Linked DNA regions of Homo sapiens: region 1 is linked to region 2. A link is an interaction called in ENCODE POLR2A ChIA-PET data of the cell type or tissue named here. Cell type or tissue: MCF 10A. All regions are shown on one strand. Links, peaks and the distances in the headings refer to the core of each region. The heading gives the core; the rest is flanking DNA. Region 1 overlaps XPR1 (xenotropic and polytropic retrovirus receptor 1). Region 2 has its middle 26 kb from the start of OVAAL.

Evidence for each region. ChIA-PET counts read pairs that join two places held together with the same protein. Peaks named below come from ENCODE experiments on the same cell type or tissue, not always from the same donor. Only the 100,000 strongest peaks of a DNase experiment are listed, where the experiment ranks them.
Region 1: POLR2A ChIA-PET joins it to region 2 with 5 read pairs; 2 of 35 experiments call an interaction of 5 or more read pairs at or near these places.

Annotation. Positions count from the first base shown.
Region 1 is chr1:180,848,808-180,864,575 of GRCh38, forward strand. It overlaps XPR1 (xenotropic and polytropic retrovirus receptor 1), which reads left to right. Exons shown (of 15, transcript NM_004736.4): 12 at 14,901-15,067. LOC124904464 (a long non-coding RNA gene) reads right to left here. Exons shown (of 2, transcript XR_007066760.1): 2 at 3,081-11,993. Among named protein-coding and RNA genes, the nearest start is that of LINC02816, 50 kb to the right of the region's middle. In MCF 10A, for the core only: no CTCF peak of the experiment used is centred there; no DNase peak of the experiment used is centred there.
Region 2 is chr1:180,576,843-180,592,610 of GRCh38, forward strand. No RefSeq gene overlaps it. Among named protein-coding and RNA genes, the nearest start is that of OVAAL, 26 kb to the left of the region's middle. RefSeq lists a silencer at 9,074-9,257. In MCF 10A, for the core only: no CTCF peak of the experiment used is centred there; DNase peaks (open chromatin) are centred at 8,839 and 10,019.

The DNA.
Region 1 (15,768 bases), core at 5,713-9,712, 270 kb after region 2:
TGTTTGCAGCTAGAACTGAGCAGTATATTAAAAGAATAATATACCATGACTAAGATATTTTAGTAATGCAAAAAATAATTCAGTGTTAGGAATCCTTAAAAATTAAATGTTACCATATCACTAAACCAAAGGAGAAAAGCCATGTGGTCAGCTCTGTAGGTGCCAAGGAGATGTTTGTTAATTTTTTAAGAAAGAATATAAGAATACTTCCTAAGTATAGCAAAATACTATACACACATGTGCGTATAATATGTCACTCTGTATCTTAGACCAATGACTAGAATCACGATTAAAGGTAAAAAAAATTTTTAAGTTGTTGGCCTAGACTTTCTAAGGCCCCTTTAGCTCTTTACATTCTATTAGTCTGATAGAGCTATTTGCAAATATGTCATGTGTTGGCAGACATTATGTCATTTTGAACCTGATACCAACTCCGAAAGAAAGGAAACAGGTGTTATTCTCATTTTGCTTGCGCAAGGTCACATGACAGTAAGTAGCAAAACCAGAATTTTGACTCTAGATTCATTCCTTTTTTTAACTCTAAAAAGTTATTTCCTACAAGGCAGCGTGCTATAATGTTGTGATCCTCAAATTTTGGTGTGTATCTGAATTACTTTGGATGCTTGCTTTAAAATGCATTATCTTGGGTTTTACCTTCAGTCTAATTGAGTAGGATTAGGGCGATCCAAAATTTGCATTTTTACCATGTCTTCTGCTAAAGGTGATTCACTGAGGACACATTAAGTGCATGCAAACAACAGATGTTGTAAACAGATGTGGTGTTGAGCAAATATAGAGACAAATAAAAGTAGATTTGAATACTACTTCCTCCTACTGAACTATTTGTAAAATCTTAGCAGTCAAGTGATGAATGGTACATAGGCAATAAAGCATACTGGGTGAGAGTGTGGGCTTTGGATCAATGAATCTTGGGCATGTTGCCTGATGATAATGGTACTCACTTCATAAGGAGGTTTTAAGGACATATGTGTAAGTTTTCATAGAGAGGAATGAGAAAGCAGAGCAGAGACAGTCAAGTGTTAGTTATACTTCAGTGGAAGTCTCAATACAGGTACATGCGTGCGCACACCCACAAAGCACATCAAGAAAGGGGACCCAGGAGTTCCCCACCAACAAAAAGATTTTGTTTCTCCCATCAGCTTTTATTCTGCTGAAAGTCATTAGAGACTATTGAAATTTTTTATTTTTAATTATATCTCAAAGTGGATTGATACTGCAGTTGGTGAAGTAGATTCCACAGTAAATATGTGAGTAGGTGTTTCAGAAGTACTGACTTTGATTTTTTGGTAGCATTTGAGATAATACAGGTTTTACTCTACTTCTAAAAATATTTTATTTAAAAGAAAAATGAAATGAAGGTTTATATAAAAAGGCATCACAGTTTTGGACTGTTTTACTCTGATATTTAGAATTGTTTCAGATGGATTTTTTAGATCTGATATGTTTTACTGGTGTAGAATATTGGCAGGCTGTATGAAGAAAACGTGGAAGAGATTTTGGCTTTCCTTCTCTCTGTGCCTATCTCCTATTATATTTCTTCTCACTCCCTTTTTAGGTTTGTTAACTAACCATAATATGGAATACATATTGTTATTTCTCACATTTCTAGAATACATCTTTGTGATCTGCATTTATTTTATATTCAATTCTGATTACTATATTCTGTATTATAGCTGCTTAAAGATGTACTCCAATCTTATTTCCATTTTTAAATGACTATAATTTTAGCTTATGTTTATCACTTTTTTCAGTTCAATTAAGAAAAAAGTTTCTGCCCATATGTATGTACTACCTGAAGCTTTCATAAAATGAGCACTTGAGACACTGTGTAAAATGTATAGAATCCTGGCCAGGCATGGTAACTGACACCTGTAATCTCAGCATTTTGGGATGCCAAGTTGGGAGGATCACTTAAGGCCTGGAGTTCGAGACTAGCTTGGGCAACATAGTGAGACCTCATCTCTAAAAAATTATTTTTTAATTAGGCAAGTGTCGTGGTACACACCTGTATTTCTAGCTACTTGGGAGGCTGAGGCAGGAGGATCACTTGAGCCCAGGAGTTCAAAGTTACAGTGAGTTATTATTGTACCAATGTACTCCTGCGTGGGCAACAGATTGAGACCCTGTGTCTTTAAAAAAAAAAAAAAAAAGGATTATAGTATCCTTATATTTCTTTTAAAGTGGTTATAGTTGTTAGCATTTCATTTAGTTAAATAAATGAAATTGTGTCTTTTCCAGGAGAGAAGGCAGAAACACATAGTTTATCTGCTCCAGAATTGTTATTTGGTTATAGAACAAAAGGAGTGGGGAAAAGCAGAAATAGATATTTTTTAATGTAAAAACACCAAACTTCTATTTAACTCATGAATTAAAGAGGAAACCAGCCAGTTGTCACTACTGGTTCAAAGGAGAGACAATATATTTTCCACATGATGGTTAGTTAACAAACCTTTACTGTGGAGTAAAGGAATGCTGATATCCATTTACAAATGGACACAAAATTTGCTTTTTCTACTGGAGGTGGGGTGTGGTGGAGGAGTAGAGGGTAAGATGGAATCTGTTGGACCTCCGTCAGACAGAATTTATTTGTGTGCCTATAGACAGAATTATTGGCATTTATCCACAATTTATACAGAATTATAAAATAACTCCAAGACCAGAAAAGGCACAAACTCCATAGAAACATAACCTAGAAAGGTATGGTGTAAACAATGCATAATTTTCCATTTTAGTGCATAGTAATTATTTTTGCTTATTCCAAAGTCTTAACTTTTCCTTACAGCAATAACCTACTACAAGAATGTTTCCAAGGCTGTTGATCAAATGTGTAACAGAAAGGGATTTTTAAAAATAAGCCTAGACACACATACATAAGAAAGATATTGGAAGAGGTTCTGATGATCTGATCTGGGAAGGGGTATCTGATACAGCAGAAGAAAAGTTGCTAAACTCTGTCAAGAAAGGAAGTCCTAAATGGTGTCATTGATGCTTTTATAATCACTGAAGAGGTAACTTTGTTATTGAGGAGCCAGTAAATAAGGATCTATATGGATAATAAATTGAATATAAATAGTTTAATAATGAAATTACTTTCTTGATTACATCAGTCACATCCAGTTTTATTCAACAAACATTTACAAAACATCTTCAATGTATCAGGCACTACTAGATGCTAGGCATACATAGATGAACAAAACATATCTTGCCTTTAAAACCTCCTCTTGGAGCTCACGGTTTGGTAAGGGAAATAGACTAATTACAATAGAACATGGAAGTGCAATAATACTATATTATCAGTATTGTATAGGGTATAAGGTGGTTTCAAAGAGGAAGTGGTTAACTCAGTGAAGGTTTTGAGGAACAGTCAAGTTCTGTGGTTTTTTTTTAATTAAACATTTTGTTTTGAGATAATTGTAGAATCACATGCATGGCAAGAAGTAATGCAGAGAGATCCCATATACCCTTTGCATAGTTTCCCCAGTGGTAACACTTTACAAACATAGTATAATATCACAGCCAGAATATTGACATTCATACAGTCAAGATACAGAACATTTCCATCACCACAAGGATCCCCCCTGTTGCCTTTTTTGCACAGTATTCCCCCGACCCTATCCATACCTTCACTTTCTGCAGTTTTACTTATCGGTGGTCAACCACAGTCTGAAAACTTTATGCTATTTTGAGAGAGAAAGAGACCACAGTCACATAACTCTTATGGTTTTCGTTTTGTTTTTTGAGACAGGGTCTCACTCTGTCACCCAGGCAGGAGTGCAATGGTGTAATCTCAGCTCACTGCAGCCTTGACCTCTTGGGCTCATGCAGCCCTCTCACCTCAGCCTCCTGAGTAGCTAGGACTACAGGTGTGCGCCACCACACTGGTTTAATTTTGTTTATTTTTTGTAAAGGTGAGGTCTCCAACTCCTGGACTGAAGCAATCCTCTCACTTCGGCCTCCCAAAATGTTGGGATTACAGGCGTGAGCCACCACGTCCAGCCTTCCACATAACTTATTACAGTATATTATGATTGTTCTGCTTTATTATTATTGCTAGTCTCTTGCTGTGCTTAATTTATAGATTAAACTTTATCATAGCAGTACTATCCATGGTTTCAGGCACCAACTGGGGGTTTTGGAATGTATCCCCCACAGATTGCAATGGTGCAATCTCAGCTTACTGCAGCCTCCACCCGTTGGGTTCAAGCACTTCTCATGCCTCAGCCTCCCAAGTAGCTGGAATTACAGGCGCACACCAAGCCCAGTTAATTTTTGTATTTTTAGGAGAGACGGGTATTCGCCACGTTAGCCAAGCTGGTCTTGAACTCCTGACCTCAAGTTTTCCACCCGCCTCGGCCTCCCAAATTACTGGGATTATAGGCATGAGCCACTGCCACTGCGCCTGGCTTCTTTTCATTTTTTAAATTCAACCTATTTTCTTTCTTGTTCAGGTTAGGAAATTTCTATTCTATCTTTCAGTTGCCAGTTCTTTCCTCTGTCCCTTCTATTATTCTGTTAACAGTGAGTTTTATTTCAGTTATTGTATTTTTGGCTTCTAATATTTCTATTTGGTTCTTCTTTGTGTTTCCTGTATCTTTGGTGAGACTGTTTCTTTGCTAAGGCATTTTTATCATAGCTGCTGTGAGATCTTTGTCCAGTAATTCCAACATCTCTATCATCTCAGTTTTGACATCTTTGATTGTCTTTTCATTAAGTTTGAGATCTTCCTTGTTCTTTGTATGACTAGTGATTTTTTTAATTGAAAACTGGACAGTTTGGGTATTTTGTTATTAGACTATAGACACACACACACACACACACACACACACACACACACACACACCCTACCTCTTAATTATCCTTTGGATTGAGAACATTTCCTGCTTTTGCATGGTATTGCTAGCTGCTAACTGAGAGCTTTGGCAGCCTTACCTTCTGTGGCACAAATAATAGTGCATTCATGTGGTTTTTTTTTTTTTTTTTTTGTATTTTGTTGTATTTTGTTCGTTTTTCTTGAAATCAGTGGGAATTATCTGTGGTGATATTACACACAATTTTTTTAATGTCTCATAAGTGTAATACAGTTAAAACAGCTATAGGAATCATTAGGCATGCAGAAAGCAGCAACTTTTAAACATCATTGTGACACTCATTGAATTAAAAGCAGCTGTGTTTTGTTGTAAAGGAAAAAAATGATGTCTACAAAATGTTAGAACAATGCCGTTAAAGGTTGTATCTAAAAGGCAAGGAAAGTTTAATAGGGGTTTTGCTTTATCTATTTTTAGCTCTCAGGAACTTATCCTCATATAAGTCTGTTGCTTAACTTTTTCACATTCAACTTATTAACAAAAGACCATGAGATTGGCAGAGGAAGCAAAAGGAAAGCTTTATTTCCTGTAAAGGATTACAATCTGCAGGTCAGGAAACTAAGCTTCCAGCCAAAACCAAATACATAGGCTTCAGTTACAAAGGGGAGAGGTTGGAATTTATCCCCAGTGGGGTTAGCTCCGCATACATATTTAGCAGGTTATAGGAGAATTTATGAATATTTATGAGGGAAACCAAATGTGTGGTGAGTAAACATATATGTTACATATGTCCCATGTTCACTTCGGAGTAGGCAGTTAACATTAAAGTGAAGTGAAATTCGGCTCTTTGTGTCAAAAGGTGAAACACAGAGCAGAGCACAGAGGCATCTTGTGCTCAGTCTCTGTGGACCAGCCAGAACGAGTCTGTGATCAGCAGTCATTTATCAAAAAGGAATGCTTTGTAAGGCTAGTCACCTATCGTGGCAAAAGCACGATAAGGGAGGGGAGTTTGGCCACAGTGTCAGATGGTCTGTTGAGGTTGGGGAAGAAATCTTGCACACATTGTTTTTAGGGACTGGTTTCTGTTTAATTATAGGAAAGAAAGTCTTGGCGGCTGATAATGAGATAAGGGAATGTGGAGGTGTGACTGACCTCCTGCCTTTGTCAAAGCCTTAGAATCTGGTTTTAAAGTTTTCTGTTTGCCACAGCTGTCCATTTCATTTTGCCTGGAGGGCCTAGGAGCTACAAACTTAATAGGTGTTTTCAGGGACACATTATATGTGTAGGCTGCCCAGAGACTATGTTGCCTTTCCCAAGTATTTGTTGGAAGGTAAAGCATTGTGCAGAAAATACAAAAATGAGTGAAACATAGCCTCAATTCAGTTTGGCAAATATTAATTAAGCCCCTACTATGTCCAGCATGGTACATGGGCCCTAGAAAAATGCTGATGTGAGATCTTTCTGTGAAAGACATTACAATTTAATGGAAAAGACAAATATATATTCAATTTGCTCTACTCTAAAGTTAAATTCTTTTCACAATGCTAGATAGAATACAATATTACAGGAAAGAAAAAAATTGTGTATATACAGAATGAAAGACAGTATAAGCACAAGCAAAATGTTTTGTGAAAAGAATGTCATAGGAAGGAGAGATTAACTTTTTTCTAAACTTTAATGTATTTTGTCCTTTGTTAACATATTATTAAATTTTTTATCTCAAAAATGTTAACTTGAAAAGGGGTTTTTACAGCTGGGCACAGTGGCTCACACCTGTAATCCCAGCACTTTGGGAGGCCCAGGAGGGCAGATTATGAGGTCAGGAGATCGAGACCAGCCTGGCCAACATGGTGAAACCTCGTCTCTACTAAAAATACAAAAATTAGCCGGGTGTGGTGGTGTGTGCCTGTAGTCCCAGCTATTTGGGAGGCTGAGGCAGAAGAATCACTTAACCCAGGAGGTAGAGGTTGCAATGAGCCGAGATCATGCCACTGCTCTCCAGCCTGGCGACAGAGTGAGACTGTGTCTCAAAAAAAAAAAAAAAGTGGGGGGAGGGGGGACGGTTTTACTATAACTTTCATTGCTTTTCTCAGCTCCTAACTCAGCCTTTTCCTCTTTATTCTTACAGACCACCTTGTCTCCTACTAGCTTAAGAAAATTGAGGCTATCAGGAATCATTTTCCTTCAGCTACCTTCTCCCTACATGCTTATTTAATCTAAACCCCTTTTTACTGTATTTTCCCCAGTCTAAAGTAACAAGGTGTCCTTCCTCCTGTGCACTGCTCTCATTTCCCCTTGTCCCAGGATCTAGCTCTGGCAGTTGTCCCTTGTTTTTCCCAAATCTTCAAACTGTTTGTCATTACTGGCTCCTTCCTTCTAGCCTATGTACATGCTTAAGAGTCCCCTACTCTAAAAAGATTTCCCTTACCTCATTAAGCCATCTGGTCTAGTCTTTTTTCCTTTTCTCTATCCTGCATCTCAAAACAGTAATCTATCTATTCTTATTCTTACTGTCTCCATTCCTATAACCACAATAACTCTATAGTAATTAACACATATTTAGAAACCTTGAAATGTAAACAAACATAGAATTAGAATTTAAATTTTTTAAGAGATAAAGAGAAGCTCTGTAACATTTCAGAGAGTTCTCATCTCTTTGAGTCTTTGGTATTAAAAAAAAAAACTGGAAATAAACTCAACCAAGTGTAGTCAAACACAGTGTGATTCCCCTTATAGATGGAAGACTTATCTCTCATTGTAGCCTGTCCTTTTCATAGAAAGAGCTTCTAAATTATTTTGATGGTTGCAACCACTGTCTGTGTGACTCCCCAGTCTGTATCTGAAGCTTTTTAGTTTTTTCCAGTTGTTTTCTGGGCTTCCTCCACCTCGATGTTTCGTAAGTACCTTAAAGTCAACACGTCAAAAAATAAACTCATTTTTTTTCCTAAGCATGCTTCAAGCCCCATGTTCTCTAACCTAGTTTATGGCACCATGCCACTCACCCAGGTTAAAAACTAGGAGTTATTTTTGACTGTATCCTTCATCTCACCTTCAAAATTTACCAAGTCCTGCCAATTTTAGTTCCCAAGTATTTCTTAATTTTTGCCTTACCTCTCTGTTCCTTAAACTTATACTCAATTCTAGTCCTCATTGTTTCTCACTGGGCTGTTGCCACAGCCATATTAATACACTGCTTTCAATCTTTACACCTCAAACTCATCTCCCCAAAGATACCTAGAGCTGCACTGTTGCATAATTTAACTACCAGCTACATCAGTCTGTTGAGCATTTGAAGTGTGCCTAATCTAAATCGAAATGTGCCGTAAGTATAACATACAAACTGGATCTTGAAGACTTAGTTTGAAACAAAAAACTGTGAAGGATATCAATTTTATTTTGACTATATATTAAATGTAAAAGTGATAACATTTTAGGTATAGATTACATAAAATATATTATTAATTTTACCTGTTTCCACCTTTTTGAATATGGTTACTAGAAATTTTATTATTACATATACTCTTTCTCCACCTTCACATGAAAATGTGGCTGGTTCCTTGTCAGTACCCAAGTCCCAACTTAAGAAACCTTCTCTGCCTGAACGCTGTTTCTGCCTGAATACTGTCTGAAGGAATTTTGTCTTATCATCCTGTTCTGTTTTCTTCATGGTATTTTTCACTGTGTGAAATCATCATCTTTACTTATATATCTGATCATTGTCTACCCCTACGAAATAGGAGGCTTTACTGAGGCAGGAAATTTGTCTGACCATTAGTAAATAAGATTCACTGTTGTGTACCTGGTACCTAGAATAATATCTGGCATGTGCAGGTACTCTTTATTGAATGAATGGTTTCTATTCTGCTTGAAATGGTTCTCTCTGCCCCATAAACTTGTTTAACTCAAGTCCTTTCATGATTCAGCTCAAGTAGTACCTCCTTCAGGAAGATTTTCCTGGCTATTTCCCCTCCTGGCTTATTGATTCCTTTTCTATGCACAGTTCCAGAACTGTACCTATACATTGTGTTTTTGACTAAATTCTCTCTCCTCTTTTAGACTTGGCCCTTAGTAGTTCTTCAGTATATTCTCATTCCCTAGAATGTACCTAGTTAGGTTACCCAGTAGACATTCAGTATTTGTTTGCTGAATATACAAGCAAGCAGATGTTTTTTTGGAGTTAGTCTTTAGTATTCTAGTTATACAATAAATAATGCAGGTTATAGTATATACTCAGTAGTAAACAGTTCTTGAATTAGTAAAGGAATTCCTATGTACTATTTTTATTATAAAAACAATATAGTGGCCGGGTGTGGTGGCTCACACCTGTAATCCCAGCACTTTGATAGGCCGAGGCAGGCAGATCACCTGAGGTTGGGAGTTTGAGACCAGCCTGGCCAACATGGAGAAACCCTGTCTCTACTAAAAATACAAAATTAGCCGGGCGTGGTGGCGCATGCCTGCAGTCCCAGCTACTCAGGAAGCTGAGGCAGGAGAATCGCTTGAACCAGGAGGTGGAGGTTGCGGTGAGCCTAGATTGCACCATTGCACTCCAGTGTGGGCAACAAGAGTGAAACTCCATCTCAAAACAAAAACAAACAAAAAATATAGCAAAATTAAAGTCTTACTTAAATCATTTGTATAACCACCCTAATAACAATTATTTTCCTCAGCCCACTTTCTTCCTTAATCTTACTTCCCTCATCTGAGATAACCACTTCTGTTTTTTTCCCATAAACATAATTTTATATACAGTATGAAATAAGCAATAATATGTGTAATAACTTTTAAATTCTATTTTCCCACACTATGTTAGAAATTTTGTAATGTTACTTCATGGTTTTATGAAACTACTTTTTTCGTTTTAAAGTTGAGATGGACTTAGAGAAGCAATGCTGTCTAGTACAAAATGTTCCTTAGATGAGGATTCCTCATTCTGGTTCCCCCATTTAGCCTTAGGCCCTATGAGTTCCTTTTTTGTCTCAATCATTTTAAGAATGTGAATTTTCTGTAACCACAAAGCTTGGAAGAGGCAGTCTATATTCAAACCCAGGTCTCCTAACTTTAAATCTAGTTATCTTTCCATTTATTAACTATCTCCCTCAACTTCAGTTTCCTTAACTATAAAATGGGAATAATAATGTCTGTCTTGTCTGCCCTAAGGATAAAGATGATAATCACCTGAGGGATTAATATATGTGATCTCACATGTAACTAAAACACACTAAAGATCGGGGAATATCTATATTTGTTCATTTTTTGGAGGACAGTATTAATCTGACAATTCAAAGGTTTGATTTTTCTTTTTTTTGGTAATAGAAATAGATCCAGGATTTGCTAGATCCTAAACTCAGTCATAATTCAGTTTACCTTTATAGGTTTGGGCTTTGAAAACTAGGTCCAGTCTGTTGTGTTTTCTTATTTTATTTCAAACCAGTTCTCTTTTCACGTGGTGCCACATTTTTCATTTTTGAAATATCCACCCTGAAACATGATTCAAGTTGATTTCCATATGTAATTTTTCTGATTTCTCTCTTTAGTACTTTTCCTTCTCTCTTTTTAAAAAATCATTCCCACATTGTCCCTTTAGTATTTTAGTCCTTTTCCTTTTTTCTTTTTTAATCATTCACACAATGGCTATGGGTACAAAACTGTAAGAAATTTATTTTTATTTTTATTTGTTTTAAATTCATGGATACCATTGCCATAAATATGTCCAATATGAATTATGCTGCGAATGTGGCAGGCATATACTGGATAGAAGCTTAGAGTAGAATAGCAATGACTTGATTTTCTGTGATTCTGAATATCACTAAAGTGTGCTACCAGGGTTAGCCAAGAGAGAATAAGATGTAATTGCTTGCCTAAAGTGATAATATCTTTCCAGGACATCTCCTGAATACCAATGAAGGCAGATGATTTCAGGGAGAGAGGCATTCTTCACTTGAGAGATGGGAAAGATCAAATAATGGTAGTAATTAAAATGAGACCAAAATGTAGCATTTGTAGACCAAGTGTGTGCTAATCATTGTTTGAAGAAGTTCATCAGATAAAATATTACTTACTCTGAAATATTCTGTAAGAATATTTATTTAAAAGGCAGTAAGTCCTCATGTATGTTTCATAGAAATTGCATAGAAATGATATGGACTTCTAATATAAAAAATTAGAGTGTGATTCAGAAAAGAAAGATACTTTTAAATGGTTTTTAATCAAAATTGTCTTAATCAAAATTTTAAAGTTGTGAATAAATACATTCAAAAATGTTGTTTGGAAAATGAAAAGACAAGCCACACATTAACAGAAAATATTTGCAGGAAACCTATCAGAAAGAGAACTGGAATACAGAATAAATTTTAAAATTTCAGACAATGCAATAATAATAAGACAAGAAATTCCCCCTCAAAATTTTTGGCCAAATATTTTACCAAATCCATCACCAGAAAAGATACACATATGACAATTAAACACATAAAAAGATGCCTGACATCACTAGTCATCAGAGGAGTAAAGATTAATATCACAACTAGATACTACAAAATGTCTATTAGAGTAGCTAAATTTTTTTTAATGACAGTATCAAATACTGTTGAAGAAGAGGAGGAACTAAATTTCTCTTACATTGCTGGTGAAAATGCAAAATGGTACAATAACTCTTTAAAACAGTTTGAAAGATTTTCATAAAGTTAAACATCCACTTACCATACAACCCAACAGTCTCACTCCTATCCAAGGGAAATGAAAACATATTACATAAAGTCTTGTGTATGAATATTTGTAAAGTGACTTTTTTGGAATTGTCAAAAACTGAAAACAGTCTGTATGTTCATCAGCAAGTAAATGGATAAACAATTTGTATACATCCTTACAAAGTAATACTATTTAGCAAGAAAAAGAAATAAGCCACTGATACATGCAACAACATGGATAAATCTTTAATATATTATGTTAAGTGAAAACAACCAAACTCAAAATGCTATATACTAAGTGGTTCCATTTTATGTGACTGTCTCAAAAAGGCAAAACTACCAGAAGAGAACACAGACTGGTGGTTGTCCGTGGGGCTACAATGGAGTGTGTGGGAATTCTTTGGAGTTATGGAGATGGTCTGTAACTTGATTGTAGTGATGGGTACATGACTCTGCGTTTGTCAAAATGAGCAGGATGTGACTAAAAAAAAAAAAAAGAAATAACATGGGCTTGCAAGAGAGAAACACCAGATCCATTGTACCACTGTAAGAATTACACTCTAAGGATAAGATTTACATTTAAAATCTAGGAGAAATACCAGAAAATTAGCACATTGCTTTTAGTTTCATTATTAATTCCTTTTTCATGTAACATTTTTACTCCTCTTCACAATCTCCTTTTATGTAATAATTTACACTTGATTATTTCTTCAGTAATTAGTAAAGAAAGAAAGAAAATCAGCTTTCTGTAATAAGACTCCATATCACCTATACTCACTTGAGAAATACTCATTTTGTTATCTCCTACTAAATGTATCTATTACTCTATTCTCATGTCCTTTTACTAGCAGACAAAACAATAGCTTATTATTAGGAAAATTAAATGAGACAATATTTGTAAAATACCTGGCACATACCTTACATTCAGTTTTTTTAAGTGTTGTAAATATAAATAAGTTCCTTGCCTTTTTATCTCTGTGTGGATCTTGTTTTGAAAATATGAGGAGTGAATTTTACTAAGTTGCCAAATTTGCTTTATTCTTTGTGAACCTTAGTAGATGAATTGTAGTATCTTTTTTAATGTAGCCATGATGTGAATTATTGAATGACACTTCTCAGCTAGACCCTATATCTGCACATAGAATGAAATAAATACATGTCAGAACACACGAACTATACCTAGATAGTAAGTAAATAATTTTTTAGGCATTTTAAGTTGATAATTTATGACATAATGTTGTAGTATAAATATTCAGCTCAATTTGTTTTTAATGAAGAAAAATTTTTGTGGAAATAGTTTAAATGTGAAAATGTGATTATATCAGAGCTGGGCTATTCATGAGAATCACATGTGGACCATTTAAAGAAATACCAATTTCTTTCCCTACCACTGCCTTTCTAAGAGAAGCAGCTAAACAGTGATGTGCTAGTATATGTTCAAGAAACCAGCTCTTGGGTGGGAGTGGGGATAAGGAGCATTGATTCCTAGTGTTTGCTGATTTCCACGGTGTAAATACTTCCACTATAGCCAATTTCAAGCTACTAAGATGATAACACTGAATGTGGAGTGAGGAAAAGATGTACAGTAGCACAGCATTATACAGTATTTCCATCATGCAAGTACAATAAATACATCCAACCTCGAGAATAAAAGCAAAAATTAATAAAATTAAAAAGTAATGAATTTTGAGTATGTGTTACCTTTGTTTTAATATAGCTATTTATAAAGTTATGTAAGTTAATTTTTAATAATGACTGAGTTTGACAACCAGCTTCCAGAGTTTCTGAAAATTTAACAATTGGCCTCTCATAAGCTGATGAGAACTGATGTTCACACAACACTGAAGCTCCAAGGCAACTATTTTTTTTTTAACTAATTGATTGCAAGTAATTTGCCAACCAGTTGTTTTTCTAAAATACAGATCTGATCCTAAAGCCCACGAAGGCGTTCCACAGTCAGACCCAGATGAGTCTTTTTCAGCCTCATTTTAAATCATACCATTTCTCTCACATCTTCTATATGTCACCTACACTAGATGTAGGTAACTTGTAGCTTCTCAAACACACCTGTACTTCCCCCCACCTTCTCATTATCTGCCTTCTCAGTATCTTCCTTCAGCCTCGAATGACCTCACCTTATCTGCCTGACTTTTGCAATACTATTTATTTATCCTTCTAGAACTAACTCAAATGCTGCTTTCTCTTACTTCCTACTGTTGGAAACATTCCCATTTGCCTTGGTGCTCTCATAGCCCTTTGTTTATACTTCATTTTGAGCTCAAATTTATCAATTTATAATGAATGAATGTTTCACTCTCTAGATTATAAACTTCTAAGGGGTGCCTTTAAATCATACTGTACTTATTAACACATTAATATAACCTAAAAGTGGTTAATGAACACTTGCTTATTTTAACAGAAAAAAATTATGAACGATGCATGATATATCCTTCACTTTCTATATCTTTGAGAAACTGACCAAAATTTAAACTTTTTTGAATTAGATTTGTACGCCTTTTTTTCCTGGTGATGCAGAACCATATTAGTAGTTATATACCTATAGCACACCTAGAGACATTTCACAATGGACTCTAGAGCTTACCAAAGAAGAATTTCATTAGATAGTATATGAAGCAGAAATGATTAAATTGTATAACTATATTTGTGAATCATTATTCTCATTTAGTGTGCCTTATAATAAGTATTTTCAGCATAAAGCCAAAGGTTACTTTATAGTGTTCCCAGCAAATTAGGCCTTTGTATCAATAAACACCCTCTAAGAAAAGCTAAAATATCATACTTTGCTTTGTGACTTGAGAGAAATTTGCTTTCATACATATCCTTAAGGGTAAAATCCTTATCACTCTGTTGTTTTCGGGCATTTTATCTAGACTTAGGATTATCTGGTTGCCATCATGATAAGTATGGACAACATCTAAGTGTATGAAGGAAATGTTCTAAAGTAAAAACAATCCAAGAATTTCTTGAAGCAAATGCACATTCCTTGTTAGTAGTGTTTCAGGAATCTTTTTCATATTTTGCACTAGGCTGCCACCTGATGGCAAAAGTTAAAATTGCATCTTTTGTAACATTCGACGCCTTCATTGCAATTATACAGATTTTTATGTATTCAGCATAGAGCCTCCAAAACTTTTATACATTTGTGTAAGTGTTATGTATTCAATAAATGTTTGATGATTGCTTTGGACCTCAGGGAAATCATATTTATTATTTAACCTTTGTTAGACAGTGATCTTCCTACGATCTGTTTAAAGCTTTGCTTTCTTATGGAGCTATTTTAAGAATCTGTTTTAATTAGTGTTATTAATGAAAAATTTTACTTAAATGTAGTAATTTTCTCTTTTCTCTTTCCCTCTTCTTTCTTCAGAACGAGGTCACTCGGACACTATGGTGTTCTTTTACCTGTGGATTGTCTTTTATATCATCAGTTCCTGCTATACCCTCATCTGGGATCTCAAGATGGACTGGGGTCTCTTCGATAAGAATGCTGGAGAGAACACTTTCCTCCGGGAAGAGATTGTATACCCCCAAAAAGTATGTATAAAGAGTGTGTTTGTTTAAAAGAACAAACTTAGGTATACCACTAGCTAATCCTGTTGCAGTACAGACCCAACCTCTAATTATATTACTCTAATATAATTAGAAAAATAATTAACAAAAATACTAATTCATTCGGTCAGCAAAAATATATTAGATGTTTACTATATGCTAGGTACTATAGGAAATCAAAACAAAGTAAAATTCTCATTCTCAAGGAAAGCCATAAACTATGTTCAGATAAGTAAACAAATTGCAATACAATGCGATAAAGACTGGAATGGAAGAATAAATAACTTACTGTAGTTTATGATTTGTTTTTGAACATGGAATGCCCTCAGTCTGAAACACTCTCTCTCGTCTGCTTTGTAAACACCTGTTCCTCCTCTTTAAAAGTCAGTTTAAGTGTTACTTTCTCCAAGAAGCCTTTCTTTATTTTTCCTAGCATAGTCAGCTATTCATCTTAATCTTTTTTTACCCTATATAAACTACCATTATAGCAGTTATCACACTGTATTATAATAATGTGCTTAGGTGTCCATATTCTTCACTTCCAAGCATAATTACTGGTCTATAGTAGACTTAATGTTTCTGGGATGAATGAATAAATACTTGACTAAATGAAAAGTGTCATGAAAAGACAAAGGAGAAGGAGTGGCTGACTCTGCTTGATTGCATCAAGAAGACTTCTCCTTTCA
Region 2 (15,768 bases), core at 7,805-11,804:
CAATCTGCTGTTTGCAAGCTGGAGAAGCAGGTCTAATTCATTCTGGGTCTGAAGGCCTGAGGACCAGGGGAGCCAGTGGTACATCTCCCAGTCCAAGGCTAAAGGCCGGAGAACCTGGGGGGCCACTGTTGTAAGTGCTATATTTCAAAGGCCTGAGAACCAGAAGCACTGAGGTCCAAGAGCAGGAGAAGATGGATGTCCTAGCTCAAGAAGAGAGAGAGTAAATGCACCCTTCTTCCGCCTTTTTGTTCTATTTGGCCCTTGAAGGATCGGATGGTGCCTGCACACATTGGTGGGAGAGGATCACAGACATACCCAGGAATTACGTTTTTACCAGGTACCTGGCCAACTCTTAGCTCAGTCAAGTTGAAAAAAAATTAACTGTCATAAAAGTAATCCCCTAGGATTTGACCTTCGAATTTTCCTTTGAATTTCTCCTTTGAATTTCATGCTTTCCCAAATCTGTAGGTCTGTGACAAACACCTACTGTCATTTTTTTCTCTCTTCAGGGCATTCCTTCCTTTTCTAATTCCTGCTTCCCCTTTCCATATGCTTTGGGCTGCCAATAATATGATTTTGCCTGCATAGCATGGGTTGGCCCATGTCCCAAACAAGGCCAATTAGAGTCTGTTTCAAGGGTGGATATGGGCCCTCGTGGGCAGAGTCAGTTGCATTATTTTCTTTGGGATTGCACCTATCTGCGCAGTATAAGCCTGACCATCTTATACAGGGTGAGTCTGCCTGAGAACAAAGCCAAGGAGAGGCTAATGATGCCAAGAAATACAGAGATAGAGCACTGACAACATTGTTTTTAAAGCCTTGGAGTTTTCAGTTACGTGAGCCAAAAATTTCTCTTTTGGCTTAAGGTTGTTTGAATTGGGTTTCTGTTGTTTGCCACCAAGAATTCTGATTAGTGTTGTTATCTGTCAGTCAGCTCTCCTCTCTTTCCAGTAACTTTGGTCTCTCCCCTCAAAATTAACTCATTTCCTTCACCTAAATACATGCTCCAGACTCCACCTGTCTAGGAAAACCCTCCTTTAGTCCCGTAGCCCCTGCCTGCTCTCCCTCATTCCCTTCCTAGCCACAAGCAAGAGTTGTAAGTGATGAGATTTTCCCTAGTCTGTGGCATAATCAATAACATTAATAAATGAATAAGAATAAAGATAATGCATTGAGGTGGTTTTTGTTTGTTTGTTTTGTTTTTAGAGATAAGGTCTCACTCTGTTGTCCAGGCTAGAGTATAGCGGCACAATCCTAGCTCACTGCAGCCCCCAGCTCCTGGCCTCAGGCAATCCTCCCACCTCAGCCCCTACAAGTGGTGAGGACTACAGGTGTGTGCCACGATACCCAGCTAAAGTTTTTGTATATATATTTTTGGTAGAGACAGGAGTCTTGCTTTGTTGCCCAGGCTTGTCTTGAACTCCTGGCCTCAAGCGATACTCCCTCCTCAGCCTTCTAAAGGGCTGGGATTACAAGTGTGAGCCACCCACCATAGCCAGCCCACCAAATCTCATGTTGAATTGTAATCCCCAGTGTTGGAGGTGGGGCCTGGTGGGAGGTGTTTGGGTCATGGGGGTAGATCCCTCCTGGCTTGATGCTGTCATTGAGACATTGAGTGAGTTTTCATGAGATCTAGTTGTTGTAAAGTGTGGCACCTCCCCACCAGCCAACACATCTTGCTCCCATTCTTGCCATGTGAGATGCTGGTTCCCCCTTTGTCTTGTGCTGTGAATAAAAGCTCCCTGAGGCCTCCCCAGAAGCCAAGCAGATGCCAGCACTGTGCTTGTACAGCCTGTAGAACCATGAGCCAGTTTAACCATTTTTCTTTATAAATTACCCAGTCTCTAGTTGTTGTTTTTTTTTTTTATAGCTATGTAAGAATGGCTGCTATAAACATTTGTGTACAGGTCTCTGTGGACATATGTTTTTATTTCTCTTGGGTGAATAGTAAGGAGTAGGAATGCTGGGTCGTATGGTTAATGTATGTTTAATCTTACAAAAAACTGCCAAACTCTTTTCCAATGTTGCTATGCCATTTTGTATTATCAGCAATGTATGACAATTCAAGATACTCCACATCTGTGTCAGTACTCGGATTATCAATGTTTGTTTGTTTGTTTTGCCCTTTTAAAGGGTGTGTAGCAATGTTTTATTGTGGTTTTAATTTGCATTTCCTTAATAATTAATGATGTTTAGCATATTTTTATGGCCTTACTTGCCACCCATGTCTCTTCTTTAATGAAGGGATCTTTTGTTCATTTAACAAATTGGGCTGTTTATATTCTTACTGTTTTGTGAGAGTGCTTTATATATTCTAGATACAAGTCCTTTATTGGATATATTTTTATCATATATTTTCCTCTTAATCCGTAGCTTGTCTTTGAGTGACAGTGAGTAGAGTTTTAAATTTTGATAAAGTCCAATTTATCTAATGTTCCTTTTATGCTTCATGCTTTTTGTGTCCTATCGAAGAAATCTTTAATCAGTGATTTTGTTTTTAAACTACGCTTATTTAATTCAAAGCATTTGAATTTATTTTGAGATTGTGATTCTTTCTTTATTGGACTTAAAGTATCTTTTTAAAATAATAAAGTAATAATAGATAGAATTGTGTGTGTGCGTGCACGCATGTACACACATTTTCATGCCTGGTAAAATAGAGTTGACCAATGTTTCTATGTTGGCTTCATAGGTCAGTTTCCCCAAGGAACATACATGTGACAAATCTTCTCTCCCTGACTAAACTTTAGTAAGGCTTCACTAACCCCTTTCCTCAACTAGGCTTTGACCTTGGGCTTCAGTGTTCTTTCTTGTCAGAGTCGCATCACCCAGTTTAGCAAGAATCCTGTTAATTCAGTTCAGAGAAAATCTACTACTCTCTTTATTTGATCACCCTTGATATCAAATCAAATTCCTCATCCCCCACCATCTCCTAAGTAGTATCTGATCACCCTTGTCAGCCTTCAGCAAGAATCTTGTTGAGTCGGTATAGCCAGATTCTCTTACCCCTGATTTTTCATCTTAGTGATTTTTCACCCACTGAACTCCAACTCTGATCTTGGCCTATAAATCCACATTTGTCCTTGTTGTGTTCAAAACTGAGTCCTGTTCTATACTGAGGCCTCTTTCTTCCTGCTACGATAGTTCCTGAATGAAATCTGTTTTTATCACTTTAACTACTGCCCGGGAATTGTATTGGGAAGTGCTACCAGAAACAACACCTCTAAAGGTGTGGGCGAAAGCAGATTGAAAAAAGGAGATGAATGATGATGCTGTGGCAGCAGAGGCCTCAGCTGCTCCCCTGGGAAGTTCTGGAGCTTGGATGACCCTGTGGAGCTGCGCTGAATAGAGGGAAGTGTCTGGACTTGCATCCCTCAGCCCCTCTGCCCATCAAAGGAGATAATGTGAGAAATTAATATAAAACGTGGTATAGAAATGGGAAAGAAAAATTATTTGAAGTGTAGTGAGTTTGGTGAGGCAATCCTTTTATAAGGACAAATAAAACAAAACTAATTAGTCATTTGTGAAACCTTTCCCATGGCTCTGTGACCTCTGCCACCCAGCAACCCGGTATCCTAGCAACAGTCTCTGGGCCTTTTGCCTGGTTTGCCTCATTCCCCCAGGGTGAGCACACCACTTTTACCTGTTCTGTTGTGTCTTACCCTCAGAAGAAAAGGAATGACTATTTGTCTGAGTGCACATGGCTGCCCTTCTAGGCTGGCAGGTCTGGGTGATAAAGAAACTGCTGAGGGGAAAGACCCTCATGCCCAGTAGCAAATCCAAGGAGATGTGGACAAGGCTTTTACAATAACTTTAGTGAAGAATAACTCGGCCAGGCATGGAGGCTCACGCCTGTAATCCCAGCACTTTGGGAGGCCGAGGTAAGTGGATCACCTGAGGTCAAGAGTTTGAGACCAGCTTGGCCAACATGGTGAAACCCCGTCTTTACTGAAAATACAAAAATTAGCCAGGCGTGGTGTTGCATGCCTATAATCCCAGCTACTCGAGGGCCTAAGGCAGGAGAATCGAGACAGAGAGAGACTCCGTCTCAGGGAAAAAAAAAAAAAAAAAAAAGAGTAACTCCTGGCTGGGCATGGTGGCTCATGCCTATAACCCCAGCACTTTGAAAGGCCGAGGCAGGAGGACCCTTTGAGGCCAGGAGGTCAAGACTAGCCTGGGCAACATAGAGAGATCCTATCTGTACAAAATAAAAATAAAAATTTTAACTTGGTACACACCTGTAGTCCTAGCTCTTCAGGAAGCTGAGGCAGGAGGATTGCTTGAGCCCAGGAGTTGGAGGCTGCAGTGAGCTATGATCATGATCATGCCACTGCCTTTTGGCCTGGGCAACAGAGTGAGACTTGTCTTCAGAAAAAAAAAAGAATAACCCTTGAATGCATGTGGGAAATGATGGTTTGCTGGTTTTAATTCACATACTTGGTCATCACCCATCATTGAGCCCTCTGCTCCACTTCTCAAATCATTACAAATTGTTGTCAGTCTAAGCTGAAAGGCAGACAAAAGCTCAACGTTGCCTACCAAACAGCTCTGCACAAATAAATCTGGCAGAGGAAGAGGGGTTTTTTCTTCCCCAGAATGGCCTAACCTCTTTTAGTACTCTCAGCAAAAAAGAGCTCCTGGCCAGGCACGGTGGCTCACACCTATAATCCCAGGTATTTTGGAGGCCTAGGCAGGAGGATTGCTTGAGCCCAGAAGTTCGAGACCAGTCTGGGGTAACATAGCGAGACCCCCATCTCTCTCTCTCTATAAAAAGACCTCCTGGGCATTGGAGGGGTCAGGGGAGATAAAGTAAATCTGCTATCATATTTTTAATCTGACCCACTAGAAATGAGGAAACCAGCCTAGAATTGCTCAACTAGCTTGTGGCAAAGTCAGAATTAGACTCAGATCTCCTCCCAGCCAAACCAGAAGCCCAAGCAATCCTTGATTATCCTAGCTTCTCCACTCTCACATCCACTGAGTCACTAAGTTATGTTATTTTGACTTAAAAATAGCTCTCAGGCTTATCTCCTCCTTTCCAATGATCATTGCTTCTGCTTTTGCTGAGGTTCTACCTAATCTCTCGGACAGTTGCAGTAACTTCAAAACTGGTCTCTTTCCTGTGTGCCAGTCCATTCTGCACACAGTAGCCAGTGTAACAATTTCTAAGCACAAATCTGACAACTCATTCCCCCATCTAAACGTTTGCACAGCTCCCATTCCTCTTCATGGTAAGTTCCATCCTTGGAATGACAGCAGTTATAACAAATGTGACAGCAAGCACAACTGATGGTGGCTTTAACTATAAAGACTTTTATTATTTTCTTAAATGTTCTAATATAGGCAGTCTTAAACTTGTTTTGGTGATTCTGTGATATTGTTGAAGACCCGAATGTTTTCTGTCCTTTCTCTCTTTTTTTTTTTTTTTTTTTTGAGACAGAGTCTTGCTCGTTCACTAAGGCTGGAGTGCAGTGGCACGATCTCAGCTCACCGCAACTTCTGCCTCCCGGGTTCAAGTGATTTTCCTGCCTCAGACTCCTGAGTAGCTGAGTAGCACTCCTGAGTAGCACGCACCACCACGCCTGGCTAGTTTTTGTATTTTTAGTAGAGACAGGGTTTCACCATGTTGGCCAGGCTGGTCTCAAACTCCTGACCTCAAGTGATCCGCCCACCTCAGCCTCCCAAAGTACTGGGATTACAGGCAGGAGCCACCGTGTCTAGCCTGTCCTTTCTCTTTCATCCTTAGGCTGAGGTTTGGATCCTCAGGCTTCTCATTCTCACTATGGTTGTAAGATGGCGACTGTAACTCTAGATACTGCATCCTCATGTGTCAGCATCTAGATCACAAAGGAAGGGAAGGAGCAAAGGAAGAGCTCTGTTACAGAATTCTTCTGTTTTTAATCAGGGAGGAAATTCTTTCCTTGATGCCTTCCTCCAGACTTCTTATATTTTAGGCCAGAATTGAATGCCATATGCAGCCCTAAACCATGCATTATCATCAAAAGTAAAGGGGATTGCTATGATTGGTGCTATGGCTTGACTAGGCCCTCCAAAGTTCTTGTGTTGAAAACCTGATCCTTAATGTGGTGGTGCTGGGAGGTGTGGCCTAATGGAAGGTGTTTGGGTCATGGGGGCACCATTAGTCTCAAGAATAGATTAATGCTGTTATCTTGGGAATGGGTTCATTACCTTGGGAGTGGGTTCCCTATAAGAAGATGAGTTCAGCCCCCTTTTCCCGCTCTCTCTCTCTCACCCTCTCTTGCCCTTCAGCCTTCTGCCACAGGATGATGGAGTAGGAAGGTCATTTCAAGATGCTGGCCCCTCAATCTTGGACTTCCCCACCTCCAGACCTATAAGAAATAAATATCTTTTCTTTATAAACTACTCAATCTCTGACATTCTGTTATAGCAGCACAGAACAAACTAAGACAATTGGCTTAGGCCAATTGCAATTTATACTCTGTCCCTGGGCACTCTACCACCTGAACAAAATCAAAACTCTGTTAGCAGTAAGAAGAAATGGCAAATGTGATGACAGCCCAACCTATAATGTGTGCACCCCAACCTATAAGGCTTGCGTGAGCTGGCCTCTACCTACTTCTTCAGCTTCATATTCTGCCACACTCCTTTATAACAGCCTTTCACTCTAGCTGCATGGAACCACTCACGTTTCCCAGAGCAGTCCTCCATGACTTTGCACATGCTGTTCCCCCTGCCTGAAGTATCCTACTGTCCTGGATAATCTTATAAACTCTTTTTCTTCTTGGAGAGCTTGACTGAACTGTAAGACTTCCTGATCCTCCAAAGAAGGGTCAGTCTCCCTGATCTTTCCTGGTCTAGACAGTGCTGGCACATTGTAGTTGCACAATAAATGTATATTAAATGAATCTTTTCATCATTTCAATGTGCTACTATTTTGAGCCCTCAGAACTGCCACTGCTTATACTTTAACTAAAATCATTACTTTCATCACAGAGCCAGTTAACAGATTCCTTAGCATATGAAAAATATTTCTAAATAGTAGGATCGGGTTGCTTATCAATTTAAGTAAGAAGTTGTCTGATACAGAATGTGATTTTGGCCGGGCGCGGTGGCTCACGCCTATAATCTCGGCACTTTGGGAGGCCAAGGCGGGTGGATCACGAGGTCAGGAGATTGAGACCATCCTGGCCAACATGGTGAAACCCCGTCTCTACTAAAAATACAAAAAAAAAAAAAAAAAAAAAAAGTCAGCGGGGCGCGGTGGCGGGCGCCTGTAGTCCCAGCTACTCTGGAGGCTGAGGCAGGAGAATGGCCTGAACCCGGGAGGCGGAGCTTGCAGTGAGCCGAGATAGCGCCACTGCAGTCCGGCCTGGGCGGAAAAGCGAGACTCGGTCTCAAAAAAAAAAGAAAAAAAGAATGTGATTTTGAGGGAGCTAAAATACCCTAATTTGATGTTAAGTCTCATATTTTATCCTATAGTACCTGTGACAAATCATTTTTTCACTGCTGTGTATCAGGCATACGTTTTCTTGCTGTCGATTTTTTTTTTTTTTTTTTTTGAGACGGAGTCTTACTCTTGTCGCCTGGGCTGGAGTTCAATGGCGCTATCTTGGCGCACTGCAACCTCTGCCTCCCGCGTTCAAATGACTCTCCTGCCTCAGCCTCCTGAGTAGCTGGGATTACAGGCGCCTGACACCATGCCTGGCTAATTTTTGTATTAGCCAGGCTGGTCTCGAACTCCTGACCTCAGGTGACCCCCCCCTCCTCAGCCTCCCAAAGTGCTGGGATTACAGGTGTGAGCCACTGCACCCAGCCAGACAAATTATCTTATGCATGTTATATAGAGGTATGGATACTTAGAAATGCTAATTTGTACTGGGGCTAATACTATTTAGGGGGTGCATACAGAAAATGTATTCAAATACAAGCAGTGAGATAGAGGGGGAGAGGATGAAAGAATAGGAAGTAGGAAATAAGATATTTAGAATGTAATTTATCACAGAGTAAGGGGAGCAAATCCAAAATAATTTCAGATGCTACAGGTATTTAGCCTTAAATAACACTAATGTACAAGAAGCTTATTCCTTTTACGATTCTTCTCAATTATTGTAAATGGTCCATTTCCGCAAGTCATCAGGCTCAGAAAGTGGCATTCCACCTTCTCTGGAGCTCTGTGCTAGCTGACCTAGCCTACAGTGGCTTAGAGCCATTTAAGCAAAGTACGTGGTACAAATATTTGGCATTTTGCTGCCTTACCAGTGTTAGCGATGAAAAGAAACAAAAAATGTCGATGTAGCCACAGAATGGGACTTTGAGCTGGAAATTACACACATCGACAGAATGAGACTTTGGCACGGGGTGGTATGTATGATTAAAAAGAAGAAAACTGGCTGAGAACGGTGGCTCATGCCTCTAATCCCAACACTTTGGGAGGCTGAGGCAGGCGGATCACCTGAGGTCAGGAGTTCGAGACAAGCCTGGCCAACATGGTGAAACTCCATCTCTATTAAAAATACAAAACTTAGCCAGCTGTGGTGGTGGGCGCCTGTAATCCCAGCTGCTCGGGAGGCTGAGGCAGGAGAATCATTTGAACCTGGGAGGTGGAGGTTGCAGTGAGCCGAGATCACGCCACTGCACTCCAGCCTGGGTGACAGAGTGAGACTCTGTTTCAAAAAAAAAGAAAGAAAGAAAACTGGAGCTAAAAGTGAACAAAAGAAAAAAGGAAAGAAAGATAAGAGAAAGGAAGGAATTCAAACCTCTCGGGTTAAACTGGATGTCTGAAGTTGTTTCGACTGTGGCTTCCAGGAAGCTCTGCCTCATTTCTTTGAAATATGACTCAGGTCCTTACCCAGGAGCATGTCTGACCTTGTTCCGACAGAACTTTAAAATATTTACTCTGTACTCCCTCTAGGCAGCTTCTCCATTCTTAGTCTCCAGCCATCTGCTTGGCAAGGCAAGAATCACAGATGACCAAGGTACCTCCTCACACACACCTGACAAGAGAAAAGTTTTGATTCCCTTGTCATGGGCCCCGACACCTTGGGCTGCTTCTACTGCAAAGGGCAGTATCTGGGGGATGCCCGGGCAGAAGAAGAGGACTGGGTTACATACTGTGCTTGTTTAACAAAGGTTTTGGGGGGCCATTTTAGCCAAAGATCTTTCTTTGAGTTCAAAAAGTTACACAGCTTTTAAAATCTGAGGCTGGAGCTTCTTGAGGGTGCCTGGCAAGGACAGCCAGGCCAAAACTGCATAGGAAGATGGCAGGAGTTTCCGTCCGTCACCTCTTCTGTGGCTGTGTCTCTCTTCATCTCTCAGGGCAGCCAGGGGACTCTGCTATCTCTATAGGCCACTCTCAAAATCCGCCCTCAGGAATGGAGCTCATGGACTCATTCGTGCAGGTGCTATAGCTAAAAGAGAAACTCCTCTTTAAATGTCTGAAAACAAAGGGATTGATGACAATTTTTGACATCTGGGGCTCTCAGTGCCAAGGAGGCAGAGAGGTGTTAAGGATAGGAAAGACTTCTTGAAATTGCTTATTTCGTATCTCGTGAGATTCAACCTACCAATAAGACTGGCTCTTTGCCATGCCTGAAGGAGTTCACTTGATATTCACAATAATTATGGAGTCCTCTCTTTTCTGAACTAAACTCCATAATAGGCACAATTAAGCTAACCTTTACTGAGCACTTACTATACCAGGTATTTTGCTGAGCACTTTACATTATTTTCTTTAATTCTTAAATTTAGGTAGAATATCATTTAGGATCCTCTTGATAGACCTAAACCAAATAGGTGTAAACGCAAAGAGCATTTATTGGTTTACAAAACTGGGAAGCTCAGGAACAGGGCTGCCTTCATACATGACTGGACTCAAACAACATTATCAGAACCTTGACTCCCTCCATCTCCTGGCATGGATCCACCTTCCTTTGTGTGTTGGCTTTGTTCTCAGGTTCCCCGTGGGGGCAGGTGGCTGGAGCTGCTCCAGCCAGACAGTCTTCCAGCATCTCCATTTCAGCAGGAAGTAGAAAGCAGCACTCAGGAGTGGCACTCAGCTTCCTCCTGAGTGCTCAGATGTACTCTAATTAGACAGCATCACATACTCATCTCTGAATTGGCCTCATGGCCAGGGGCTTTGAAGAGTCTGTCCTGAGTCATGGTCTGCATTCTTCTTCTTACTATTTTTTTTAGACTTTTTTTTTTTTCTCTGTTGCCCAGGCTGGAATGCAGTGGTGCAATCACAGCTTACTGCAGCCTTGACCTCCTGGGCTCAAGGGATCCTCCCACCTCAGCCCCCAGGGTAGCTGGGACTACAGGTGCACTCCACCATGCCCGACTAATTTTTGTATTTATTGTAGAGGTGGGGTTTCACCATGTTGCCCAGACTGGTGTCAAACTCCTGGGCTCAAGTAATCCTCCTGCCTTGGCTTCCCAAAGTGCTGGGATTACTGGCGTGAGCCACTGTGTCCGGCCTCCATTCCTGGAGGGAGGTGGAGGAGCCTTAACTAGACCAGAAGGATAGAGACTAGGGGAGAAGGATCTCCAGATGGAAATTTGGGGAATAGATGCAGAGCAAGCAACAAAAAATTTTCATAACCCCTGTGAGTGTTAGTGTTCCACTTTGATAGATGAGGAAACTAAGGCTCAGTAATTGATAGAACAGGAGCTCGAATCCTGTCAGTTACATTTAACAAGCCATATTATTGTTCCATTTATTCAGAGGAAATGTTTTTTCTTTTTAAATACATAAAAACAAGAATGCATAACTAGAGTAAATGAATTAATGTCAAATTTTCCATAATGAAAATTCTCCTTAACTTGTCCTGCAAATGTACCCCAGGAGACAGAAGAAGCCCTCTAAGAACGTATAACTCTCTTTTCAATATGTCAATGGCCAAGTTTTTCTGCCAAGGGAAAGAAAGGGAATGTGACTCATTATTAAAGATCCAGGGCATGCTTTTGACTTCATCTTCAGAATGATTTGAACCAACAATTCAGCTGGCTTCAAGAAAAACAACACATGAAGTGACTTACTGTAGAAAGTAAAAAGTTTCCTCTTCAAAGTTTAAAAATAAATCTTAAGTGTTAGAAATAATAGTTTCTTTTAAAGACTAACTTCCTTCAAGCCTCCTTGCTTTATGCTAATAACTCTTTGTTAAGCCCTATCCTATGTAGCTGTTAGACATGCTCACAGGCATAGTACATTCTATGTCCTTGAACCTTAACCAAAATATTTGTGTTGGACACGCTCATAGGCATGTCCCAGCTCACAGCCTGTGTCCCTTCCTTACTTAGGAATATTATTACTTTTCTACCTATTTTTAAAAGTTTTAAATTATTAGCCAGTCAGGTTTCATGAGGTCTGGCTCCAGCCAATGGAGACAGGACACAGCAATAAGGACCTCACGTGTAAGTAATAAATATTCTGGTGTCTGTTTATTCTGTGTGTGCCCTTGCCATTGTCCCATCTGCAAGGGACACCCTTTCTGCAGAAAGTAAAAATTGCCTTGCTAAGACAACTTTTTGTCTAAATGCTGATTTTTCCTTGTGGCACCAAAGAACAAACATTTTACATTTCTAACACTTACTGATATAATTTATCCTTTCTTAGATACTTCACGTGGGCCTGGCTGCCTTGTAAAGGGTTTTGAAACAGTCATTTAGGAGATATGGTCATTGTTGATTTTATTCTGAACTCTCAACCACAAGCAACTATGAAGTCTGTTATTAATGACCTTATCATATTGACATGTACTAACCAAGATAGAGAAAGCTATGGTGTTAGCAAAGTTAGCAAAGTCTTAGACTTGGCACTAATTAACTCTGTAACCTCAGACAAATCTCCTAACCTTTCTGATTCTCTCTCTTTCTTTTCTTTTCTGTTTTTTTTTTTTTTTTTTTGACAGAGTCTCACTCTGTCCCCCAAGCTGGAGTGCAGTGGCGCCATCTTGGCTCACTGCAACCTCCGCCTCCCGTGTTTGAGTGATTCATCTGCCTTAGCCTCCCAAGTAGCTGGGACTACAGGCACCCGCCACCAGGCCCGGCTAATTTTTTGTAATCTTAGTAGAGACAGGGTTTCACCATGTTAGCCAGGATGGTCTCGATCTCTTGCCTCATGATCCACCTGCCTTGGCCTCCCAGAGTGCTGGGATTACAGGCATGAGCCACCGTGCTCAGCCATTCTTTCTGTTTTTTAAGAGATGGGGTCTCACTGTTTTGGCCAGGCTAGTCTCGAACTTCTGGCAGTGATCCTCCTGCCTTGACCTCTTAAAGTGCTGGGATTACAGGCATGAGCCACCACCCTGACCTCACTTTCACTCACTTTCATCTATAAAATCTTCTTTTTTGTTTGGTAGAGGTGTGGTCTTGCTATGTTGTGAGGCTGGTCTTGAACTCCTGGTATAAAATCTTTAAAATGATGATAATAAGTTTATAAGTTTTTGTGAAATTCAGATTATGTAATATGCTTTAAAACTCAAGAATGTTTGTAAACCTGTTAGAATTTCACAAATATAAAGTGTTATACTCCTTTCAATCCAAGAATCTGAGAACTCTGTGGCTGCCTATCACAGTAACAGTGAAGAAATTCCAAGAGGCAGGTCTAGATTAAGTTAGAGTTGAAGTCTGTAACTTCAGAAGCTGATTCTGGACTAGGTAACAACCTCCTATTTAATCAGGAAATAATGGCTTGCAGTAAAACAAAACAAACAAAACATAAAAACACCAATGTGTTTCATTATATTGAAATGCAAAAAGAAGAATGTGATCCAAGCGTGGCATAAACTTCTAAACAAAATCACCAGTTACTAAAATTCTGTACAATTCCATTTTCTCAACATACTTGACTTTTGGATCATTTGTTCACATCCAGGAGATTCCTTAGCACCCCACATCTATTACCTCAAATATGATCAAATCCCTGCAGGGCTCAGAAGAAAGATCAACAAGTCAGAAATCTAAAGAGTAGATATACTGAGGCCAAATTAAAACAGAGCAATGATCAATCCCAAGAATGGAGCCTTTCAGATTTCAAGTAAAAGTGGCCACTGTTTGGGCAGAGGACATACTCCAGCATCCTTTTCTCTCCAAAGCCTTCCCTAGTACTCTCTGCCTTGCTTCCACACAGAAAACTTAGCACCTTTGCCCATCTCCGGTCAGATGATCAAAGAATGCTTCTTGGCCTTCCCTGACTTTCCTTGGTTACTGAACATTGGGCACCAACCATTATTTGTGTGTTAGTTTGTTTATGGGATTGGAAGCAGAATGCCTGCTGTGTTACCTGGTTAGAGGCACTGGAAGTGCCAACTAGAAAGCCCAATCTCTCAGCTAAAGGAGCTCTCCAACTGAGGTTTGGCCTGCAAAGGTGGTGGTGCCTGAGCTGAAGGGTGAATCAAAGCCAGCTCCTCGGATAAGAGGTGAGGGTGATGGATATTTCAAACCAAAAGAATCAGCCAAGTGCTGTGGCTCACACCTGTAATCCTACCACTTTGGGAGGCTGAGCTGGGAGGATTGCTTGAGCCCAGGAGGTTGAGGCTGCTGTAAGCTATGATTATGCCACTACGCTTGAGCCTGGGAGACAGAATGAGATCCTGTCTCAAAAAAAAAAAAAATTAAAGTAAAGAAAGAATAACCTGAACTGAGGAGAGACACAGAAGATCATGATGCATTTAGAACATTTATGTCCATATAGCTGGACTACAGAGTGTATGTGGCTCACAGGAAGCTGGAAAAAGTGAATAGAGAGGTAGGCAGGGGCTGGATCATGAAGAGCCTTGTAAGCCAGGTTTTTAAATTAGCTTTGATCATGAGGGCAATGCAAAGACATCAGAGAGGTTTAAGCACAGAAGTGATATGATCAGATGTGCAGTTGAATAATAACAAGCAATATGTGTTCCAAACAAAATTTGGAAAATCAGAAAAGCACAAAAAAAGTGTAACAGATGGTATTGAATGTCCGGGCCACACTATAGGTCTAAGACTATAGGTCTAAGAATGTTTTCTTAGACCTATAGTGTGTCCTGGACATTCATGACATGACCTTTTTATTTATTCTTTCCTATTGCTTCAGAAAAATCCATTCTAGGATAAAATCCTTGCTTTTCTGATCCCATTCTGTCACAAAAATGCTCTCATTTGAGTACTGCAAAAATTGTGTGAAGTGTAATATTACACCTTCAATATTTTATTCATTGAAAAACTTCTCATCCGTCTGGCTAGGCTTGCTTTAGTCTTGGAAGCTTGCAGTGAAGGAAGGGTGCACAGTCAGCTTTTTCCCTCTTCTACCCACTAGCTGCTCTTTCCTTAGGCCTCTGGGGATGGATTAGGGGCAAATTACTCAGATTTATGTGACTGACACAGTTGTCATATGGTGTGCCATTCGCACCTTGGAGATCCTTCTACTAGGGACCCCTGGCTAGAGTGCCCTCCTGCCAGGTAGCTTCACCCTGCAGGTGGTTTTCCAGGGCAGTGTCCCTTTTGACATGGACTGTGAATGGGTCCCCTCATTCCATGGCCCACCCGTCAATAAAAGTGCAGCTCCCTGCCAATGAGTCTTCTCTCTTTATTCTGTTGCAGGGCAGGCCCTTCTAGACTTTCACCTTTAGGCTTCCTCTGGTGAAAGTCAGTCCTGTGTCTCTCAAACTCCAGGAGACACAGATCAAGGACTCACTCCAAATGACTCTTGTGAAACCTCCTCACTTGGCTTAAAGGGAGGTGGTGTTTCCTATGGCAGGAGTAGGGTGGGTTTGGAACAGTGCACCAGGACCATTGTCTATAAAGAAGACCTTGATCTGGCTTCTTAAGCCCCCAAAGGATGTTTCTAGCCTCTCTTCCATAGCCTAAGGTGGGTAATGGGCTTATATTGACAAAGCCCAGTTCACAATCTCTTTGTGTGCCCTGAACATAGCTAGGGGGTCTAGCAATTCTATTAAAAATTGGTCTAGCAAATTTTTTAGAATGTGCCAGTGTAGGACCTACCTTAGTATTCTTAGTCTTTGAAGAGTTGAGAAAATAGAGGAAGCAATTTTCTTTAAAAAATGAAAATCATTCATAATTCCAATAGTTTTTTTTCTTTTCTCCTTTGGAAGTATAGAGAATAAGGAGAGAAAATTCTCCTTCCACCTTTCAACTATAACAGTTTGATGTGTATCTTTCAAAAATTTGTTATGCTTATATAAATACAGACTATAGATAGACGGGTGATTGTAAAACATAGCTATGGCCAGGTGCAGTGGCTCACACCGTAATCCCAACAATTTGGGAGGGCGAGACAGGAAGATTGCTTAAACCCAGGAGTTCAAGACCAGCTTGGACAACATAGAGAGACCCTACGGTTTCTACAAAAAATTTAAAAATTAGCCAGGCATGGTGCCATGTGCCTGTAGTCCTAGCTACTCAGGAGGCTGAGGTTAGAGGATCACTTGAGCCAGGGAGGTCAAGGCTGCAGTAAGCTGTGCTTGTGCCACTGCACTCCAGCCTGGGTAACAGAGAGGAACACTGTATCAAAAAATAAAATAAAATAAACAAATAAATAAAACATAGCTACACAATGTTTGACATTTTTTCTATCAAGAGGTGGCGTTTATGTTCCCTTCCCTTGAATTGGTGCAGGCTTGTGACTGCTTTGACCAGTGGAATACAGTGGGAATGAAGGTTGTGACTTATGAAGCAGGGTCCTAAAAGGCGTGAAGCTTCCACCTTGATCCCTGGGGACACTAGCATTTGAAGCATCAGGCCACCATGAAAGAAGTATGACTACCCTGAGGACATGATATTGGGGAGGACACA